Regions from separate parts of the Homo sapiens genome. Here region 1 is linked to region 2. A link is a contact called in ENCODE Hi-C data. All regions are on one chromosome and are shown on one strand. Each heading gives the region's core, a stretch centred on a gene start or an enhancer-like site at or near the end of the contact. The rest is flanking DNA. Distances are from core to core; before and after follow the strand shown.

What was found. Hi-C counts contacts between places; a loop is a spot of excess contacts on that map. Pooled maps may share reads with other maps.
Region 1: a pooled map shows a loop between it and region 2 (3-fold over the local background). The contact joins the promoter of EOGT here to the promoter of MITF in region 2. A Hi-C loop is called at or near these places in 4 of 50 pooled maps.

What each region holds. Positions count from the first base shown.
Region 1 is chr3:69,012,162-69,017,872 of GRCh38, forward strand. It overlaps EOGT (EGF domain specific O-linked N-acetylglucosamine transferase), which reads right to left and starts at 1,523. Exons shown (of 18, transcript NM_001278689.2): 1 at 1,413-1,523; 2 at 354-638. It overlaps EOGT-DT (EOGT divergent transcript), which reads left to right and starts at 959. Exons shown (of 1, transcript NR_185971.1): 1 at 959-5,711. RefSeq lists silencers at 841-1,390, 1,451-1,750.
Region 2 is chr3:69,736,824-69,742,293 of GRCh38, forward strand. MITF (melanocyte inducing transcription factor) reads left to right here and starts at 2,641. Exons shown (of 10, transcript NM_001354604.2): 1 at 2,641-2,878. The coding sequence starts at 2,775. RefSeq lists a promoter at 435-2,777 and a silencer at 2,577-2,876.

The DNA of each region.
Region 1 (5,711 bases), core at 273-2,772, 730 kb before region 2:
TGCTATACTCGAGTTCACAGGCACCACCCCCAACACAGCAACTCGGACCAGATTCCAATGGGGAACGGGAGGAGGTGGCCCACTTTCTACAGGCATCCACTGGAACTGGCCAACAGGATACTTAGTGGATCAAACATTCCCAGAAGCAAACAACTTTCCCATTCTCACAGCAGTAATCCCACTGGCTGAATCACAGGGCTACCCACCTAGAGTGGCGAGCCTGAGGGTTCCCAGGCCTTCCTATTTTTTGACTCGTCCTTCCCGGTAATAAAGTCATTGTTATGACCAAGCCCTGACCTTTGGTTATCCAAGTCCATTGTCCTCCAGTGAGCTCTGGCCATCACTAAACTCACCGATCAGTGGAGAAGTAACGCTTAGGCGATGGAAAAAATCTAAAGACGCAGATCAGAAAGCTGGCGTCTGGCGAGGGCATGTACCCACTTGCATAAGGCGGCTGGGGGTGGCTGCTGGGCCTGGCACAAAGCCTTCCTGGTGTCGGTCGTCCTGCAAGGCCCGCCGGGATGGGTGGCTGCACTCCTCCAGCACACGGACGCTTTACTGGCCAGGCTACTTTTCCTTCAGCTCAAAGCAGCTGGAATCACTCCACTCCAGAAACCCTTGATTCGATTTCCACAGGCCTAATGAGGAAGGAAAAAAGGGAAACATCTGAAAGATGATGGATAGGAGGCAAAACCTGGGGTTGACACAGCGGGCGAAATGGGGCAATGTCGCAGAGAGAGAGAGCTTGGAAAAGTTTAAAGACGGCAGTGGGCAAATGGAAAGTTCAACACGTGAGACCCCGAATGACACCTCAACGGCTGGCCCCTACTTGTGCCAAAAAGTCTCTCGGCGGGTGCCAGGCAGGGCTCAGGAAGTGCTCGGCTGCCCCTTGAACGTCAGTCCCGGCAGAGCCCAGCTGTCCGCTTGAACGTCAGTCCCGGCCAAGGGCTGAGGGGTCAGTGGCGAGCACCCCGCCGCGGCTGAGACGCCGCGCTGGGGTTCCGGACCCCGGGCGCCGCCAGGGATTGCTTCGGGGTCGGTGATCTCCCGGGGCCGCCCGCCACCGTGCACCGCGGCGCCCCGGGTCCCCAGCGCGCCTGGGAGGGGCCCCGGGGAGCGGCTCCGCCCCGGCTGGAAACCTGGTCAACGCGGCTAGGGCCCGGGGCCCGCCTGCGCTCCGGGCGCTGGGAAGGGGCCGGGCGCCCGGGGCCGGGGAGGGCCAGGATCGGCTTCCGACGCCCGCCTCCCGGCCCGCAGGGAATGGGAAGGCGCGGGCGGAGTGCGTGCGTAGGCTATAGCCCTCCGGGAAGCCGCGCCGGGAGCGGCTACCACCCGGGCAAGAACAGCGCAGAGCGCTGCGGCGGCGGGAAGGAGAGCGGGGGAAGGCTCCGCAGATTGCGGGGGAGTCCCACCTGGAGCCGGGGCAGCCGTGAACTACCGAGGAGGAGGCGGAGGAGACGGCGGCTGTTCCAGAGGAGGGAGTCGTCATAACCGGCTACTGCCGCTCACCGGAAACCTCGGGCGCGGGAGCTGGGCCAGGGGGCGCCAAGGAGCAGCTGGGACACCTTGGCCAGCCGGCGCCGTGGGCGGGCTCGGGCCCCGCAGAGGCAGGACCGGGACTACACCCAGGAGGGCCAGGGCGCGGGGCCCGACGCTCGGAGCGGCTTCAGCCCGGCGAGCGGCCTCGACCCGGCGAGCGCAGCAGGGAGGGGCTCAGAGTCGAGGAACCATCTGCCCTTCCTGGCGTTCTCCCGCGAACGTTCGCGCGAGTCCGCCAGCTCCCTCACCAGGGCCGGAAAGACCGACGGCACGTGCCGGCGCCGGACGCCCATCTCCATCGCAGCAGCCCGCGCCTCCTTGAGCGAGAGCGTTAAAGCGCTCAGAGGATGTTAGGACGGGGTGGGTAGAAAACCTGACTCTTCGTGTCTTCTGCGTTGCACTGAGGTGGATTTTTACTTTTGTCTTATTTCAAGCAGAAGTTGCCGCCCTAACTTCCAAATTTGGGGACTGAACATCGTTCACCGAATACACTTTGTGATGGTGAGGATACTTTGGAGTCCACACACATTTTAAAAGCAGTATAGTTTTACCTATCCGTAAACTCATCAAGTTCAAATGCTACTCTGTGGAGTTTAATTTTTATGGTTTTGTTAATTTACTTTATTACTGCTTATAATTATTTGAACTCCCATCCCCCACTGTCTTTTCCTCTAAGCTCCCCCAGGCCTAGTATTCCATCTACAGCACAGTAGAGTTGATCATTAAATAGTGACTAAAGTTGAACTGATTATATGAAGGTGATGACTTCAAAATAAACATGCTCAAATGAATATAGTCACCAGAAGTTAAATAATATGATCATAAGGAAACAAGTTTGTTTCCAAAGGCTTACATGCTTTTTACGTAATTTTTAAAAGTAATGTTGTTTAAGAATTGTTACAAGTTCCATTAGTGACCTGCTAAATTAGGAATCTTACCTGGAATTTTTTTCAAATAATAACAGCAAGAACATGTGGTGTTTAACATGTGCCAAACATTGTTTTAAAGCACTTTACAGTATTAATTTATTCTTTTTATTGAAAAGATTTTGCCTCTAAGGGAACTGTCAAGAGGCATGTGAACCGGAGCAACTCCATCTTAAATAGGAGCTGAGTAAAATGAGGCTGAAACCTACTGGGCTGCATTCCCAGGCCGTTAAAGCATTCTAAGTCGCAGAATGAGATAGGAAGTCGGCACAAGATACAGGTCATAAAGACCTTGTTGATAAAACAGGTTGCAGTAAATAAGCCGGCTAAATCCCACCAAAACCAAGATGGCCATGAAAGAGACCTCTGGTAGTCCTTACTACTATACTCCTATCAGCGCCATGACAGTTTACGAATGCCATGGCAATGTCAGGAAGTTACCCTATATGGTCTTAAAAGGGGAGGCATGAATAATCCACCTGTTTAGCATATCATCAAGAAATAACCATAAAAATGGGCAACCAGCAGCACTCAGGGCTGCTTTGTCTATGGAGTAGCCATTCTTTTCTTCCTTTACTTTCTTTTTTTTTTTCCTTTACTTTCTTAACAAACTTGCTTACACTTTGCCCTGAATTCTTTCTTGCTCGAGATCCAAGAACCCTCTCTTGGGGTCTGGATTGGGACCCCTTTCCTATAACAGAATTACTGCTCTATTATTTTATACTTTGCATACTTCACCATCCCACACTAATGACAGTAATTTTTTAAAATGCTTCCTCAAGCCAGGCACTGTGGCTCATGCCAGTAGTCCCAGCTACTCAGGATGATCGCTTGAGCCCAGTGAGGTTGAGGCTGCAGTGAGCCATGATTGAGACACTGCACTCTAGCCTGGGCCACAGTGAGACCCTGTCTCATAAAAAAAAAAAAAAAAAGCTTCCTCAGCCTACTTGCTACCATCCTATTTTTGTCACATACAAAAAGGTTAAAATCAGTATGACATGTGCATGGTACTATTTTATTTTATTTTTTTTGTAGAAACAGGTTCTTGCTATGTTCCCAGCACTTGTTTCCAACTCCGGGCCTCAAGTGATCTTCCAGCCTCGGCCTCCTAAAGTGCTGGGTTTACAGTTGTGAGCCACCACGCCTGGCTATGTGGTGCTATTTTAAACACCTACATATTGAATGGTCATTCAGACTTACAGGAAACCAGATATGATAAACCTGAACATGAGATTGAGTCTCTCTTACTGTAACAGCCATTCTCAAATAGAATTTCTCTCCAAAATACCAATGTTAGAATTTAAATTTTCTTTGAGCTGACATAAAACTCAAGTGTCTACCAATAGAAGGCTGGTTGAATAAACTATGGTTTATCCATACAATGTAAAACTATGCATGCATAAAAAGGAATTGAGAAATATCTCTGTACACTACAGAATATTGAGTGGGAAAAGGATATGTAATATGTAAATATCATTTTTCTAAGAGGAATATGTGTGTATACATGTGTATACACATATATATTTACTAATTATTATTTTACAAGTAGATTAACATTTAAAATGACTATATGGGCAAGGAGGGAAGAGGAGGGGTATAAGGAACAAAGAAGACATGACTTTGTTTTTTGGTGTGTGTGTGTGTGTGTGTGTGTATGTGTGTGTGTGTGTGTGTGACAGAGTCTTACTCTTTTGCCCAGGCTGGAGTACAATGGTGCAATCTTGGCTCACTGCAACCTCCATCTCCTGGGTTCAAGCAATTCTTCTCCCTCAGACTCCTGAGTAACTGCGATTACAGGCATGCGCCACCATGCCTGACAAATATTTATATTTTTAGTAGAGACGGGGTTTCACTGTATTGGCCAGGCTGGTCTCGAACTCCTGACCTCAAGTGATCCGCCCACCTCAGCCTCCCAAACTGCTTGGATTACAGGCGTGAGCCACCACGCCTGGCGTGAAGACATGACTTTGAAGTCATGTAAATATGTTACATTATAAAGCAAAATTCTGTTTTTAAAAAGCAATCCTTGAAAGTAAAATGAAACTAAATGAACCTAAATGTTTTCCAATTGTGGCATATCACCCAGAGGAGCTATCCCAAGTGACTTTAAAACTTAATTTGTATATACTTAGTGGGATGTATTCTCAGGACTAAAGTACAAAAAAACTCTTTTGTAGACTGCATTCCGTAACCAAATTGTTGGTGGCAATATTGGTATTATGGGATACACCAAGTTGAAGTAATTATGATGGTACCTTTGAAGCTGAAATTTTTGACATGAGATAGAAATATGAAAGCTTAATCAGGCTATATAAACATCCTGTAGTTCTGAATTTCAGTTGGAGGCCTCAGTATGATTAACAGTATGGTTAATCTTTAAAAACACATCTCTCCTACGTGCTCCATTGAAAAGGCCTAGAGACAAGCTACCCAGGAGGAAGAAGCACCCCCTTGCGCTCACACTGTGATCTCTACCAACCATTTCCCATTAAAAGAAACACTGACTCCATAGAACAATGGATGATCTTGGGTCTGGAGCAGGAAATGTACAAGATAAGCCTGCAACATCTTACATCAGGAAGCAGCAAAGCAATCAAAAGGCTATTAGGGTCATATCAAAAGGACTCAGGATCCACCTTGAAAACCTTCCTACTGGCCAAAGATAGGATGATTTAAAACATAAATAAAGGTAACTGTAATTGGATGAAGGACAGATACATTTAAGTAATCATATCAGACACGACCAATCAACCAAACATGCAAGCCAAAAAGGTATCGCTGTTCATTTTTAATGACAGAAGGAAACCAACTCTTATTCTGAAAACTGGTAAACAAAGGGAAAGAATCAGGAATATTTATACTGTCTTTCCTGTATGAATTATGATGCAAATAACAAAATAACTGAAGTAAATTTTTTATGGAAACATTCCAACTACTAAATGAAAAAGAAATGACAATATCACTCCACAAGCTCTGTGAACTAATAGATTTAAGAAGTGATCATCAATTATTTCTTTATCACAACTGAGAAACCATCAGGAATTATCTGTCTCCTGCTGGAAGAATACACTTCCACCTAATGAAGTATTTTTGTTGAAAAATAATTGCCTTTAGATTTAAACACAGGAGGCGGAACACACTAACAAAAGGTAAGAAATCAACATCCAGATGGAGGGAAACTATAGGACAAATGACCTAGTTTTTTCTACAAATAAGAAACTTCATCGAAATTGCAAGAATTAAGAA
Region 2 (5,470 bases), core at 1,391-3,890:
TGTCGTACTTTTCTATTCTTTATCTTTGCTTGTCTCTTCTTCTTTTTGTTGATCTTATCTCATTCTCTTCCATTTCAAATTAGCTTCCCTAATTGCCCATGGGTAAGTAGCTCCAGATTTTCTTCTTTCTAGCAAAGCAAACAGTCTTCTCCCATTGCCCTAGCAGAGAAGTCCTAAGGAGGACTTCTAGTCATCTCAAGGTCCCCTGTCCAGTCTTAAAGGAATCAGAATGCACTGGGTAGCAGACTGCACTGTAATGGATAACCCAGCCATATGTAATGGAAAATAAGTTTTCCTGAACAAGGAGTAGGATGAGACCAGAAGAAAAGGTATAGGAGAAAAAAATAACAGCTATCTGTGTGAACCTCAGGACAACCTCAGCTCAGAGGTCTGCACCCTGGAGACCTCTCTTGCGGGTGTACTTAGTTGAAGATGAATTCGGAGGTCTTGGTTTTCCTGAGTTTTCTTTCCTTTGAGGTTAGTCCCTTAGGTCTGGAAGGTCACTATTTGATGTAATAAGTGATGGGTAGACTGTTTCACTGCAGATCTAAAGAAGTTATAAACTGCAGTTGTAACATAAAGTCTGTGATAGCCTTCAGTGGGTCAGCTGACCAAAATTATGCACAGTTTTGTTTCTATCTGTATTTTCTGAGAAGAGGATCCGTAGCTTCCCTCAGATTAAAAAACTTCTGGTGAGCCCAAAGATTAGGCAGCTTCCCATGTTTCTCAATGGGGATACATACCACTGAAATTTGGACAAGAAAATTTGTTATTGTGCAATATGTGTAGTGTCTCTGGCCCATACCCCTTAAACGTCTGTAACATCCATAAGTTATTATGACAACCCCTCCTCCCATATTCCAAGCACTGATAATTGAGAGCCCAGATGAGATTAGAAGTCTAGACTGCATGTTTCCTTCATGTTTGATCTTTCTTCTTTCTCTCCCAGAGAACATGAAGGAAACACGTTTTCTTTGTTTGCTTTTGACAGCTAATTTCCAGCAGTCCATCTATTAAGGAATCTAGGATCCCACTTTTATGAGCACAAAACTCCCACTTTCCTTAGGGGTGTTCTCAGGTATTCTGACATAGTTTAATAGTTTCAGGGGAGGGCCTAAAAGTCGTATGTTGGGGACTAATTTTTATTCTGAAAATTTGGTAATTGCTACTGCAACATAGTGTGCCTTCTGCACTTTTTCCAAATCACCTTGAGAACTCCAGCCCTAACATCGATCCATCCTACTGGATGTCTTTTCTGATGTGAAATTAAAATGTTTCAGTGGGAGGCAAGATATGCAAAGGGGTAACTCCTGGGAGGTGCCCAGTTGTCACTGTAGCCTCTTTAGAATTTTCTCCTAGGACAGTCATTTAGTTTATTAATTCTGAAAGGCCAAACACCAAAATGAGATGTTAATCTGAAAGGAATAACTTCAAGACCTAATAAAGAATGACCACTGAGCAGAGTTTTTATAGATTGCAAATCACTTTCTCTTACATTTGACCTTGCAACATCTTCTAAAACTGGTTTGCCAATCTCTTCTTTTATGGATGAAGAAATGGAGGCTTCTAGGAACCAAGTGACATGCTCAGGATTGCACAGCTCTTCTTAGAAGGACTGGGGATTTCAACTCTGAGTCTTATACCTTTAAATGCCACTGTAACTCTATACTGCCTCCCTGATGCCTCAAAACACTTTTGAAAAGAAGGAACACGTCCTACTGGAGCTAATCAGAGGGAAGAACTAGAAGTACAAATGAGCCACAACGGAGAGTTTTAAAATTCTCTTCCCTAAGTGAGTTCCGGGAAGCTCGGGAAGGGGTGGACACTTGTACAGTTCACTTGTACATCTTCACTCCTGAAATGCTAGGACAAATCTCATTTGAACTCCCAGTCAACTGAGAAATTAAAAGCAGAGAGCAACGACGCTATTTTGTAACTTTGTGCCTTTTAAAATTAACCGAATCTTTCAATTGCTGCTGTAGATTAGAAGTGGCTACTTGGATAAAGGGGAAAGAGCCATTCAACTGATGAATACTATTGTAAAAGTCCAGACTTAGTTCTAGAAAAGGAACGCACAAGAACAATTTCTCCAATAACGTTTTCATTACAGAGCGAAGGAAAGTTCTTCCTCGTTGTTCCAATCCGAGGACAAGCTGATATGTCGCAGCAGCCCAGGGAAGCATGCGAGCTGATAGGAAGTCCTTTTATTTTAAGACAGGCTCGAATGCTAAAACTTTCTTGTGCCAAAACCCTTGACTATTTTATTTTTAAAATAAGCACTTGGCGTGCCCTCGCAGATGTCTGAGCTGAGAGGTCGGGGCGATGGTAGAAGAGCAGTCAGTGTCCATTCTTATTCATATTAAGTAGCCAAGTCTGTACCCTTGAAGCAAGTGGGGAGAGAGGAGGGAGAGGAGCTGCTGACATTGACAATGAATCCAAACAGGAGTTGCACTAGCGGTGTCCACCACGTTGCCTCTCCCCCGCCTGGCCTTCTGGGAGCTGTAGTTTTCGTGGGAGCGGCTCCCCAGGCGAGCTGGGAATGCCCCGCCCGGGCCGAACTACAGATCCCAGGCGGCGCTCGGCCGCCAGCCCCTCCCGCCCGGGTGCGAGTGTAAACTCCCCGCGCTGGGGCGGGCGGCCGCGAGCCGGCGAGCGGGCAGAGCTCGGCACTGCGCCGGGGCGCACGGCTCGGGGGACCCAGGCCCAGCTACCTTCCCTCCGCCCCCGGGCTCTGTTCTCACTTTCCAGCAGTGGAAGGACGGGAAGCGGGAGCCATGCAGTCCGAATCGGGGATCGTGCCGGATTTCGAAGTCGGGGAGGAGTTTCATGAAGAGCCCAAAACCTATTACGAACTCAAAAGTCAACCGCTGAAGAGCAGGTGAGTGGTGACAGCTGGGCAGAGGCGCACCGGGCGGCTGGGGGGCACTGCGTCTGCCACTCTGGGGCGAGGAGAGCGGGTCGCGGGAGCTCTGGGACAAGGACCCAGTGCCCTTGCCCCGGAGCAGAGGGCGAACTGCCCCTCGCAGTTGGGGGCCGCGCCTGCCCGGCCCAAGTGCGCCTTTAGGAAGCTCGGATGGAGCGCACTTCGCGGGGGCGCGGCGGGTCGCCGGGGACGAAGCGTCCAGGCGCGGGGACCCTCGGCCGAGGATGCCAGCTGCTGAGACTGATTGGGGGCTGGGGAGCGACCTGGCGCGATGTGGGGGAGGAGGAGCGCCGGGCCGGGACGCTGTCCCGGTGGGATGGGGGAGAAAGAGTTCTAGTGAACCCCCTTTCTGAAGATCCCAGCGGGTTGAGGGCTCGGAGAGGGAGAGCTTTGGGTGGACTGAGATGCGACATTGGAGGGAAGCAATTAGTTCGCTTGGAGTCACCTCTTGGGAGTCCGGTCTCTGTGGGGAAACTAGCCTCTGGGCTCCTGCAGGTGAGGTTTCTCTGGGCTCCGCCTCTCACCTCCAGACCGCTGCTAGCGGGCGCGGGAGGGGCCAGGGCAGCGGTGGGCGTGTCCCCTTGTTCAAGTTAAACTCTCTGGAAATAGAGTCCCATTCAAATCCAGGCCTTACCTGCAGAGGGGAAATGAGCCTTGGTCTTGGGGGTTACTGGGAGTGTACCCCGCTTGGCAGAGACACGTGTTTAATTCGCTGGGGACTTCAGAAACTTTTTAGACGAGGAGTGAAGACATCCACTGCTCTGATGCCCCATCCCCTCTAGTGCCCACTTCCCTTGAGCCACCCTTTTTGCTGCCTCCATTCCCACTTGTCTGTCGAAATGGATTGGGTGTCTTCCGTTCTCTCTGTCCGGCAGCCACTCTGGACGCCTCGTACTTCTCGTTTACAATGTTTCCTAAAAGGGACATGGTCAATGGAGGCTGGAATAGCTGAGAAGGGTTTATTTCCACCCCTCTAAGCTGTGAGCTAGGATAAGGCTATCATTGGAAGCATCCAGCAGGGCTTCTGCACTCGGCTGTAACTTCCTGCCTTGCCCTTCGCTGTGGATGGGGCCTGGGTGAATGGGCCTGGCTGGCAGAGTGGGAGAGGGTCTTGAAATGAGGGTGAGTGGAGAAGGGCAACTGAACGGGGAGCCAAGTGGTGTAATCTTGGCCTCTGGCGAGCACTGGGCTGGTTCTTTTTCTAGTGGAAAGTGCAGCCAGGTTTATTTCCTTCAGGGCTGTGGCAGGACTCTTTATCCAAGTTGGGGAAGAAAATCTGGGAACAGCGGTCCTACTGACTGCCATTGCTGAAGACTCTTTGTAGATGCTTCACGGCAGATTGGAAGGAAACCGCCTAAGCAGTTGGACGTATAAAACCAGCCTTTAGTTGGTGGTTTTTCCTCATAATGGCTGTTTTGTGTGTGAGCATAGATTGTGTGTGTTGGGGGCTGGGGGTTTTGAGTAATATTGTGTGAAGGGTATTGTTGGTTATGCTCATCAGGGCTTTATCTGCATTCGGCTGAAGGGACCAGTGTTTTACTGGGCAGTCTCTGCTTTTGCTTCTATAAGCAAATGCTTACACGGCCAGAATGAGGGAATGAGTGTGTGTGTGGAATCCTGAAAGAAATAAATTAACCGGACTGTTTGGAACATTTCTGATGGTAGCTGATACATAACATTAAATCAGTTTGAGAGAGCGAGGAAAATACCATCTGGAAAAACCCAAATGAGTGCCGTGAAACTCATGTTGCACGATTTGGGCCTGTTCTTTTTCAGAGTCAGCAAAAAAGACTTGTAAGGGTGAACGTCCTCAGTAGCTAGCTAGCAGGCACGTGTAAGGGAAAATGTGGGTATGTGGGAAGAAATGGCTTCACACGTTAATGCTAGAAACAGGTGTGGGCCTGAACCAGCAGGGAAAGGAAGGCTAAATTAAAAAAGTTGTTGTAAAACTTGTATATGGAGCACACACATGCTCTTTGAAATAAACCAGTTAAATAAAATCTGTGAATAAATATATGGAGTTGGCAACATTTCTCTATACTGTTTTCCACAGTTGTCTAAGGTATTGTCGTCGACATCTGTTGTGTGACTTAAAAGGGCTGCACATTGTTCAGGGCCTTCTCTCTCATTGCTTTTTGTCTTATGTTTTTGCTGGGGCACCTCACTTCTTACAAGTCTTTGTCGGAAAAAGTTGAAATTGATATGTGAAGACTGCTGTAGCCGTTCTGCCTATCAACTGTCTTCTCTGGATTGTCCAGAGTTGTTAGAGTTGAAAATATGTCCAGAATCTGCCCGCTTCTTACCACCTCCTCTGCTACCACTTTGGTCCAAGCCACCATCAGCCCTTGCCTGGATTATTGCAGTAGTCTTTTAAACTGCAATACCCACATTTAGTGAATTTTCAGTATAGTAGCCACAATGTTCCTGTTAAAACTGGTTCTCAGTTGGAGGTGATTTTGCCCCTGGGGTCATTTGACAGTGTCTGGAGACATTTGTGATTGTTACAGTGGAAGGGATCATTACCCATATCTAGTAGGTGGAGGCCAG